2 separate regions of the Homo sapiens genome follow, and region 2 is linked to region 1. The links are chromatin loops, found by intact Hi-C in ENCODE. Cell type or tissue: psoas muscle. All regions are shown on one strand. Links, peaks and the distances in the headings refer to the core of each region. The heading gives the core; the rest is flanking DNA.

Evidence for each region. A loop is a pair of places that touch in the nucleus more often than their neighbours do. Peaks named below come from ENCODE experiments on the same cell type or tissue, not always from the same donor. Only the 100,000 strongest peaks of a DNase experiment are listed, where the experiment ranks them.
Region 2: it touches region 1 in a loop (1.8-fold over the local background); 1 of 110 quality-filtered maps calls a loop at or near these places.

Annotation. Positions count from the first base shown.
Region 1 is chr7:339,376-344,740 of GRCh38, forward strand. No RefSeq gene overlaps it. Among named protein-coding and RNA genes, the nearest start is that of FOXL3-OT1, 51 kb to the left of the region's middle. RefSeq lists an enhancer at 4,218-4,847. In psoas muscle, for the core only: no CTCF peak of the experiment used is centred there; a DNase peak (open chromatin) is centred at 3,006; H3K27ac peaks cover 1,439 bases.
Region 2 is chr7:559,647-565,011 of GRCh38, forward strand. The region is part of intron 9 of PRKAR1B (protein kinase cAMP-dependent type I regulatory subunit beta); the gene reads right to left. PRKAR1B-AS2 (PRKAR1B antisense RNA 2) reads left to right here and starts at 2,312. Exons shown (of 2, transcript NR_132384.1): 1 at 2,312-2,364. In psoas muscle, for the core only: no CTCF peak of the experiment used is centred there; a DNase peak (open chromatin) is centred at 2,074.

The DNA of each region.
Region 1 (5,365 bases), core at 174-5,173:
AGAATCTCCTTTCTTTCTTAATTTTTTTTCTTTTTTTGCGACAGGGTCTTGCTCAGTCACCCAGGCTAGAGTGCAGTGGCGTGATCATAGTTCACTGCGGACTTGACCTCGTGGGCTCAAGGGATCCTCCGCCCTCAGCCTCCCAAGTAGGTGGGACTACAAGTGCACGCTGCCACACCCAGCTAATTTTTAAATGTTTTGTAGAGACCAGGTCTTGCTATGTTGCACAGGCTGGTCTTAAACTCCCAGCTTCAAGCCTTAGCCTCCAGATCCTTCTGCCCAGCCAGAACATTCCCAGATGGAACCAGGTGCCTTTTCCCCATTATACTCCACTCCCCTCTCACTGGTGCACCCCCAGTGCATCCCAGCACCTTGCCCAGCACACACTCAGTGCCCAGAAATCATTCACTGGGGGCTTGGATGGCCAAAGCCCATACCAGCCCCTCCTCCCCAGAGGCGGCCCTCCATCCCCAGGCTGCTCCAAGCTCCGTAGGAAACAGACCACATGCCTCCCTCACAGCACTGGGAAATTCCTGGAGGCGGCCACCATTTGGGGCCTGCCATCTTCCCACAGGGGCCTCGGAGGAAGCCCCAAGACCCAGCCTCTGGCTACCTTGTGACATCCTCTCCTAAAGGACTGGCCTAAGCAGGAGAGCAATTGGATCCCAGCACGGGTCTCACTTTGGATTTGCCAAAATCAGGACTTAAGGCAACGGTTCGGTGGAGGATGTGCTTTGGGAGGTGGTCTCAGAAGCACAGGGAAGGTGTGGGTTGAAGACCCACAGAGGAGCAGGTTCTGCTGCAGGCAGCTGGGGCTCCACCGTGCTGGCAACCCCTGAGGAGCTGTTGTGAAACACACCTCGACGCCACCCTATGGAGGGACAGGAATCCCGGGGCATCTCCAGGACTGGCATCTGTCACTGGCCTGAGGTTGCCCCTGGAAACAATAACACCTGGCACTTTGGGGCTGTCCTGAGTGAGGCTGAAAACGTTTCCAGCCCCCTATGCGAAGCTGCAGTGGCATACAGGGACCTGAGAGAGGCGTCAGTCAGGGTGCACGGGAGCCGTCCGATGCACCTGCAAGTGGACTGAAAGGGGACCCAAGGGGCCGTGGGTCAGTAGGCTTAGTGTCTATTAAAGCAACAAATCCCTCTGAGGGAGGAACGGCACCATCTGTGTGGCACCCCTCTACGCGGCACACGGGAGGGTGCAGTGAGTGTGCCATGCACAGGAATATGATAGCGACCTTGCCCGAGGGTTACTGAGGAACAGGGAAAAGGCTGTGTGAGGCTCCTGGGCATCTCATCGGAATACATTACCGTGCACAGCAGGGCTTAACGCAACAGAAGGGCGTCTGAACTGAGGAGGCCGGCAGGGTGGGTCCCCCTGAGGGCCACGAGGGAGCGTCGGCTCCAGGCCCCTCCCGCCTCCGGTGCTGGCCGCGGTCCTTGCCACTCCTTGTCTTCTGGCCATGCCACTCGGATCTCTGTCTCCATGTCTCTGTGGCCCGCTTCTCTCTGTTCTCCTCTTCTGATAAGGACACTTGTCATTTGATTTACGGCCCACTGGACATCCAAGAGGATTCCAGCTTGAGGTCCTCAGCTAATTACATCTGCGAAGACCCTGTTTCCAAAGGTCACATTCGAGGGTTTGGGTGGGCACGAATTTTGAGGGGATACCGTCCGATCCGGTGCAGGGACTTTCCAGCCGCAGGCTCTAGGGAAGGCTCTGTGCTAAAATGCATCCCCGGTTCACACTGCAGGGCAGGAGTGTGCGGGCGGAAGGAGCCATGCTGTTGAGGGGCCTGGGTAACTGTATAACCTGAGGGTCTCCATGTTTTCCGGCCTGCGTGGGTGCCTCTTCCACGTGAGCTCTCCCACCCCCCCACTCCAGAGGGGCGTCCCCTCAAATTGTCATCTCTCACCACCCTGGACTCTTCAGGGCAAACCGAGCACTGCTTAATGGAAACATTGTTTCTTCAGAGGTGACAATTCCCCCACACCAGCGTCGTCTCCAGCCTGGGTAGTCGAAGTGGGGTTCCTGGGCCTGCAGCTCCAGCATCACAGGGCTCCGCCCCGACCTCCTAAATCACAAGACCCTCAGGCGATTCCTGCATTTGACAATGTGTGAGAAGCACCGGCCTGTGTGGCCAAATCAACGGACAAATTCTCCCCCGGCATCCACGCTTGTCCCCCGGCATCCACGCCTGACCCTAGTGGTCTTCATCTGGTCCAGAGCTGCCCGAGGAGACAGGACAGAATGCAGCAGTAAGGACGACATTTCCTTCTGCTCACGGGTCCACACCAGGCATGTTTCTGACAGCAAGGGTCCCCAGCAGCCCTCAACACTCCAGAGATACTGGGATCCGGTGTGTAGGTTCCCACTACCCCTGCTCACTTCAATGACTCCAAACTTTTTCTGACCATCAAGCATGTTTTTCTAGAAACCCTGTCTTGCCGGGGCAGGTGTTATCAGCCACGTCCTGGTCTGTCCTGCAAAAGGAGGAAATGGCCACGCGCCACCTCCTAGTTCACCTGCACCTGTGTGGGCAGGTCCCGTGCACCCTGACTGCTGCCACACCTGCTGGGGCGTGAGGACTTTCTCGGGCCCCTCGATGTGGCTGTGTGTCCAGCTCCCAGGCACTCAGCGCCCTGTCCCTTGTCCCCTGTCTCCCGCCCCCTTGTTTACCAGTGGGGAAGACAGGCCTGGCCGGTGGGGGTGTGAGTCTGTCCCTGGCCCCAGCTGTGGAGCAGCTGAGCTCATTGGAAACCAGGCTGCGGGCCTGAATGCAGCCCTTGTCTCCTGGCCCCTGTTAATAGCCTCTATAACTGCCCAGCATTTCTATTGACTCAAGATAAGTTCCGGGGGCCGGAGAACAGCTCACTGTTTGGCACATGTCTGCTGGCCAGGCCTGGCCAGACCGGGATGGCAGGGTTTGGTGAGTCCTGCAGGCCAGGCCCCAGCGGTTGGTGCTGGCAGCTCAGCAAACAGCCTGCCCGGGCCACATGTTGCCCTCCTTATCCCTCGGGCCCCGGCCAGTAACCTTGCGGCGATTACACTATCAGCCTCCCTTGGCAGTGCCAGCGTGTGACACACGTCACATGTTCTCGAAACTCTGTCCAGAAACAGGTGTTCGAGGTGACATCATATCTGACCAGAGATCACTAAGTCTTCCGACTTCTATCAATATTTGCATTTCCAGCTCCACGGAGAATCTAATCAGACTTCTGATGACACCTGCCGTGTTTCTGACCCACTGTGCTCCTGGCTGTGGGTATCGAGCCCCCGTCTCCACTCATTTTGGATTTTTACCCTCCTGAGGGCCTAGTGAGCTGACAGGAAGGGCCTCTGGGGTGGCCAGATGAGGGGAGCAGAGCCAGGGGGTCAGGAAGGAGGCCCTGGAGCAGGAAGAGGTGGGGTCCAGGCTGCAGGCCTCAGCCTGGGTAGGAAGAGCCCTTGCTGGGCCCTTGGCCTTTGGTGGCTCTGTCCACACCTCTCCAGGACAGAAGCTCAACATGCAGGCCCCAAGCGCAGCGGAAGACCCAGACTCCAATGGCCAAATCAGGCCCAGTCCACAAGTGCATCCCAGAGGCCGGAGCAGGGCAGCCCTTGGCCACCAGACAAGAGCCAACACTCTGAACCACCACGGATGGGTCCCTGCTCTAGCGGAGGAAACCGCACCCTTTTTAAAAGAAAGAAGCAGAAATAAGAAAACAGAGCCCCGTGGCACCTGCAGGCGGTGGCGTCTCTCAGGCCTCTGGAGCTCAGGCTCTGGGGAGGGGTGAAGCCCCTCGTGGGCAGTGAGTCCCCTCTCAACCAGCCCCAGAGGGCCCCAGAACCCCAGAGAAACTCCCAGCAGCATCTGGGGTTGTATCGAGAAGCCACGAATTGGAGATAACGCCCACCTAATGTCAGAACAAATACGAGGCTGAAACCAGAGAGGCCTGGGAGAGATAAGACAGGCGCTCGCCCGGGCCGTGACCCCCGGCCACCCGCACCCCCATCCCAGCCCAGGAGAAACAAAGCCTCCAGAGCCTCCCGCGTTAATCATTTCTGGGCAGTCCGGGGCAGGGAGGCCCCGTTTCTTGGCTCCCTGGAGGCCCCGCCTGCCAGACCAGGCCAGACCTCGAGGTTTCTGGGGGTTCCCGTGCCTGGAACCCAGCACCGTGAGACCAGAGGACCCAGCAGTGAAGGAGGCAAACCCTGTCCCCGAGCTGCACACGCTGGAGCTGCACACGCTGGAGCTGCACACGCTGAGGGTCAAACGTGACATGCAGGCTATTCAGAGAACCACACAACCACACTAGTTAGCGGACAAAGGGCGGCGTGCCCTGAAGCCCGGGGCCGTACAGCACTGTGGGGTTCCTCACAGGCAAGGGGGATGCGGTAACAGCTTGAAGACGCACATTCCGACTTCAGGAAGCGCCATGAGGCCGGGAAGGGCTCCGTGCCTGTCCCTGGCTGAGGCTTCACTGGGCATATGAGGAGCATGAGAGGGACAAGCTCCTCCAAACCCAGGCCCATGTTGAAGTCAGTGTCCCCCAGCTCCCCTGCTGAAAGAACTGGGTGTGACTGGGCAGGGGAGGGAAGGGGAGGGGAGGGCCTCTCAGGATTCCGAGGAGTCTGTGCTCATGGGGATGCCCAGGCCGCCCCCCAGCCACTGGCAGAGAGGAGCCGTGGTGCCCAAGCCAGGCGGTGGGTCAGAGGCCGAGCGGAGCCTGGCTGGCTGGCTGTCCATGGGCGGCCTCGGTCCGGTTCTTGTCCATTCTTGTCCAGGGCAGTGAAGCTCAGCCCTGCAGAAGCCGAGTGGCTGGGGGGAGCCTGCTTGCACCCACCCGCGGGCAGAAAAGACGCCCTGGCTGGGTGGGGCGGGGAGTCTAACCCCTGCCCTGGCAGGTCAGGTCTGCGGCAACTTCTCCGACATGGGGGGCAGGTGGTCTTCTGGGCCAGGCTGGGAGTTGGCAACTGGGAGAGGGAGCAGGAGGAGAGGGAGGCTGAGGGCCCTGGGGGCCACTAACAGGGGAGATGGGGAGGGCCAGAGTCGCCCCCACAGCGGCCACAGGACAGGACAGCGGCGGGACAGTGGCTGAACCCAGTCCCAGGTGCCAGGTGCTCCTCACCTGTGGTGGAGGACTCCACGCACACGCCAGTGGGATCTTCCTTCGAACGGACACATTCCAGGGGAGTGTAGATTATTGGGCTCACACAGAGGAAGTCGGGAAGCACAGATCAGGACCTGGGAACCCCGTTCAAGACCAAGCAAAGACCTGGGCCACAGAGCAGCAAGAGCTGGAGTGTGGGCTCAGCCGTGTGACCCCAGGTCCTCCCTGTTTCCATGAAGGAGAGGCACGTTCCAGGCAGGGCA
Region 2 (5,365 bases), core at 100-5,099, 220 kb after region 1:
CGCCACACGCGTGTGCAGGCAGTGAGCCGGAGTCTCGAGGCTCGCTGTGGAGTCAGGGAGGCCAGGAAAAGGCACATGCACCCCAAGTCCCTTATGTGAAGTTCTACAAGAGACAAATATATTCATTTTACTTAAATAAATATTTTAGGCTGGGCACGGTGGCTCACACCTGTAATCCCAATACTTTGGGAGGCCAAAGAAGGAAGATTCCTTGAGCCCAGGTGTTCAAGGTCAGCCTGCGCAACATGGCAAGACCCCATCTCTACAAAAAGTAAATTAGCTGGACGTGGTGGTACCTGTGGTCCCAGCTACTCAGGAGGCTGAGGCAGGAGGATCACTGCAGCCCAGGAGTTGGAGACCAGCCTGGCTAGCAAAGCAGGACCCTGTCTCTAATAATGACAAGGTTTGGCGGTGTCCCCACCCAAATCTCATCTTGAGTTGTAGCTCCCATAATCCCCACGTGTTGTGGGAGGGACCCAGGGGGCGGTAACTGAATCATGGCATGGGGTGACGGTTTTATAAGGGGCTTTCCCCGCTTTGTTCAGCTTTCATTCTCTTTCCTGCTGCCCTGTGAAGAGGTACCTTCCACCATGATTGTAAGTTTCCTGAGACCTCCCCAGCCAGGCAGAATCACAAGCGATTAAACCTCTTTTCTTTATAAATTACCCAGTCTCGGGCATTTCTTCATAGCAGTGTTAGAATGAACTAATACAAATAATAATAATAATAATAATAATAATAATAAATATATTTTAAAAGAAACTTTGTATCACGACCATAAATGGAAACTGCTATCACTTTCCATAAATTAAAAAGTAACTAAAAGATTAAGCACAGCTGGAAAGGTGTTCAACACACGAGCTTAACCCAGGCTTCCCCCTGACCTGGCCAGGAACAAATGGGACTGAGGAGGCTCCTGTCCTGCACCTTGGGCCAGGTCATCAGCACCAAAATCGGGCCGCAGACCAAGAGTCGAAGAGTCTGGGTCCAGCCTCAGCTCTGCAATGCACCAGCCAGTCTCAGGCAAGGCCCATAGCTGCTCCAGCCTCAGCTGCCTCATCTGTTATATGGGACAACGCCAACCAATGCTACAGAGCGGCGGTGAGGCCAGATTACCCCAGCTCCAGGAGTTCCAGCACGTCAAACGGGACAGTCATCATGAGGGCGGCGGCCATGAGTGAACGTAAGAGTGGACAGACACCAAATGCCTTCTCAGGGCCACGGGGGCCACGACACGTTCCTCCCTCCAGTGAGACTCCTCAGAGCCTGGAAAATTCAGGCTCACTCCAGTGCCTTTACGTTTCCTGTGCACACATTTCCTGCCTGTGTGCTTCTGGACTTAGGCAGAAGCAGAATCCTATACATACACACACACGTGTGAACACACACACATACACACAGATGCATATTTGTGCACGCAAACACCTGCGCACACACACACTGGTACGTGCATACATGCACACACACCCCACACACAGGCACACAAACACACACACACACACACCTGTGCACACACACACGGGTACGTGCATACACACATGCACACACACCCCACACACATGCACACACAGGCACACAAACCTGTGCGCACACACCTAGGCACAAACACACAGGCACACACGCCTGTGCACACACACACACACACATCCACAGAGGATGCAAGCAGCCCCTGCCTCTAAAGCACTCCCAGGTGCTCTGTGATTTCTCCTGAATAAATAAGCCCCATGGATGCATTTTTATGTTTTTTTAAGCAACCGTTGCAATAACTGTTTTTTCCACATGGAAGGCAATTTCACCTGAAGCTCCCTTCCACCCAAATCCCTTCCTGCTCCCTCAGGCGGTGACTCCTCGGAGCGCTCCTGAGCTGCGTGCAGGCTCCGGGTGTCTTGGAGGTGACCGAGCTGTCCCTCTGCCGTTTGTTTCGGGAGGCTGAGCCACTTCCCCGCAATCATCCCCTGCCCGCTCCTCAGGCCCGGCTGGCCGAGACGGAACTGATGTACGTCACACACCCTGGGCTGCAAACTGTCCTCGGGACGACAGCGAAAACACACTTCAGCGGGCGAGCCGCCCAAGGTCAGCTCCTGTGCCAGCGTTTAATGGATCATCCATGAGGTCTGGGGCCCGGCAAAGGCACGGCCCAGCAGCTTCCGTGGGAAACAAGCCGTTCCCGCGGACGTCGGCGCCAGGGCTTGGGGTGGGAACAGGTGCGGGGCTGCGTCCGCCCCCGCCTGCATGCCAGAGTGAGGCAGGCCTGGCCCCGTGTGAGACGAGCCTTTCCTTCTGCAAACCCAGTTATCCCCTCGGTTGTCTCTGCAGCCAGGCACTGTCCGTCCCGGGACCTACGCAGCTGCCATGGAAGCTCCGGTGGGTGCTCCCGGCGCGGCCGGGGGGTGGGGGTGACGAGATGCCTGTGGCTGCGCCAGCAACCACGGTTAGGTGAGAAGCGTGGAAGGAAAGGGGCATGTGGCTGCCCGGGCCTTGCCCTCAATGCCCTTCTGTGGCCCAGTTACTCCCGGCCATCTGTGTGGGAGTCTCTGCAGGTTCCGGGGAACCAGGGCGAGCACAGGCCCCAGGCTACAGAGGCTCCTGCTGCCTGCCAGGCGGGGAGGTGGGGGCAGCCATTCCTGCTCCAGCCCCAGGCACCTCTCAGGGTGGGTGGGTGGGAGTGCTCACTGCCTGTGGTTTGTGTGGCTTCAACCCCAAGCGTCCCAGTGAGGGCCCTGTCGCCTCCAGCTCCACAGGCCCAGCCCAACTCCTCGTCTGCCCCCATTAGGCATCTCTGTCCACAGGACTCCTCCCAGACGACGGCAGACACCTCCCTCGGCCTCACCTCCCAACCAGGGGTCACCAGCACTGAGGATTCTGCCCCCTGCAGAGCCTGGAACGCGTCCCTTCCAGCCCTCTCCACCAGGCCTGCACTCATCACCTGCAGGTGGGCCAAGCCCCGGCCTCCAGGGCCTCTCACACCCTTTCCTCCATTACTGCCCCTCCATCTGCCTGGTCACACCAGGTTCCAGAAAGAGCTCTTAAAGGGTCTCTGTCACACACAGATCACAACCAATCTGCCCATCATAGCTTTGCGGCCAGCAGCATTTCATCTTCCCTCCAGCTGTTCTCTTCCTCCCTGGATCTTCTTTGCAAGGCCATGGGGTCCATGCCCCCCAACCATGACTCCCTCCACCATGCTGACCCCCGGCCAGGATGTCCTGACCCCAGCTGAGATGCCCAGACACCAGCAGAGATGCCCTGACCCTCGCCCGCCATTTCAGCTGTTGCTTTCTCAGCCAAGTCTCAATCTTTGGATGAACAGACATTGAGTCCTTCCAGGTACTGACCAGGGTGCTGGACACCAGAAACCTAACGGGCGCTGATGAAATCTCCACTGTGACTTCACAGCAACCCCAACCCTTCCACACACCAGCACCTCTCATCCCAGGAGAGCCTGGGCCCGGAACTGACACGGCTTCTGCTTCCTGGGATCAAACATGCCCCCAGCCCTCCAGGCAGCCACCAGGGCAGGTGCAGGTGGGCAGGCACCTAGACCCAACCCGGAGCTGATGCCCCGTGCCCTCGGCCCCCACCCTGAGGGTCCTCTGAGAGCACCTGCCAGGTCAGGCTGCAAGTCCGCCCCAGGACCCCCTCCACGGGATACCCCAGTTTTCTTTTCCAATGAGCCTAAAAACCCTCCACAGGCTGCCTCTGCAGACACCATTCCTTAGGCCAGAAGGGAAAGGAAAGGAAGGGGTGCCACTGCTGAGAGCCCAGGCTGTGCACTGTCCACTCAGCAGGCGTCCAACAGCCCCCCGGCTTGGGTGGGCCAAGACCCACAATGTCCCAGCCCCAGGGGGCCCCAAGCTGCTTCAGCCTCTGCAACCTCTGCACGCTGGGTGTGTGTGTGCATGCATGTGTGCACGTGTGAGTGCGTGCACAGGTGTGTGTATGGGTGTGTTATTGTGTGCACAGGTATGTGTATGCACTGTGTGTGTGCATGTGTGCCAGAACAGAAGTCTGTGTGAGCATGTGTGCACGTGTGCATACATGCATGTCTGTGCGGTGTGTGCATGTGTGTGTGTGCATGGGTCTGCTTGGAGTGTGTATGTACGTGTGTGTGCTCAGGTGTGCATGCATGTCTGTATGTACATGTGTGTACGTGTGTGTGCACAGGTGTGCCTGTGTCCATGTGCACACGGATCAGTGTGTGTGCATGGGTTGTGGGTGTGCATGGGTTGTGGGTGTGTATATGTGCATGTGTGCACACGTGTGCATGGGTGAGTATGTGCGTTGGTGTGCATGGGTGCACACTGGCTGATTATGTTCTAAAGAGGCAGAAAGCACTTTCCAGCCTGGCCCGGCTCCAGCCTCCTCCATTGACAATTCAGCAGCCCCCCTCTGCCCGCTCCCCACTTCCCGTTCTGATCCTGGTGTTCCCAAAGGGTCTCCTCCCTCCCTGTTCAGTCTCCCCACAGAGACCATACCCCACGCAGCCACCACCCATCATTCTGGACCTGGCCCTCAGCCCAGTGGGCCCCTCCGGGTCCAGCCAGAGCTGTGGCTCCTGGACACCCCTGTGGGAACCTGAGACTTGGAATCTGGATGGACGGGAGGTGGGGCCAGGGTGGGACACAGGCCGCCGCCCCCAGCGTCAGCCCATCCAGCCTCAGGCCTCCTCCCAGGTCCTCCCGTGGCTCCGTGGCCAGCCTCAACCTCCGCCGCCAGCCTCAACCTCCGCCCTTGCTCCCTCTGGGAGGACTCTGTGTTCCCAGCAATCCTGGCCCTGTCTCCGTGGCTCGAAGCTTTGCACTGCCTTCCAGGCAAGCCTGTGGCTCGGAGCTTTGCACTGCCTTCCAGGCAAGCCCACGTCCTCTCCACGTGGGCAGTCACACACTCAGGTCCCCGCCCCACCGCATTCAGGCCCTCGACTCCAGCCACAGTGACACCTCTGTGCCTCTGCACACAAATGTTCCCTCAGCCTGGAGGGCATTCCTAGGCCTCTTCCCGCAGCATCCCCAGAAACTGCCCAGGGCGCCAGCACTGACTCCGGCAGTGCCCAGATGCATCTATAAATCCTCACAGCTCAGGGGAGGGGGGATCGGCCGGCCAGGACCAACAGGCCCAGGGCCCAGGGCACTGGCCCCCAAAAGCACTTCCAGAGTGAACTCCCGAGACGAACACATCAGCTTTGGAGGGAGGAAGTGTTGCAGGCGGATGCCCCCCAACCTTGCATCTGGGACGGGAGCCCAGGGGTATTTTTCCACCATCCCTGAGTGGAGATTTATTGAGCTGCCCATTCTGGGAGCCACTGTCTGGGAACCCAGGAGTGACAACTGACAGGTGTTCACATTCACCTGCCTGGCGACTTCCTGGG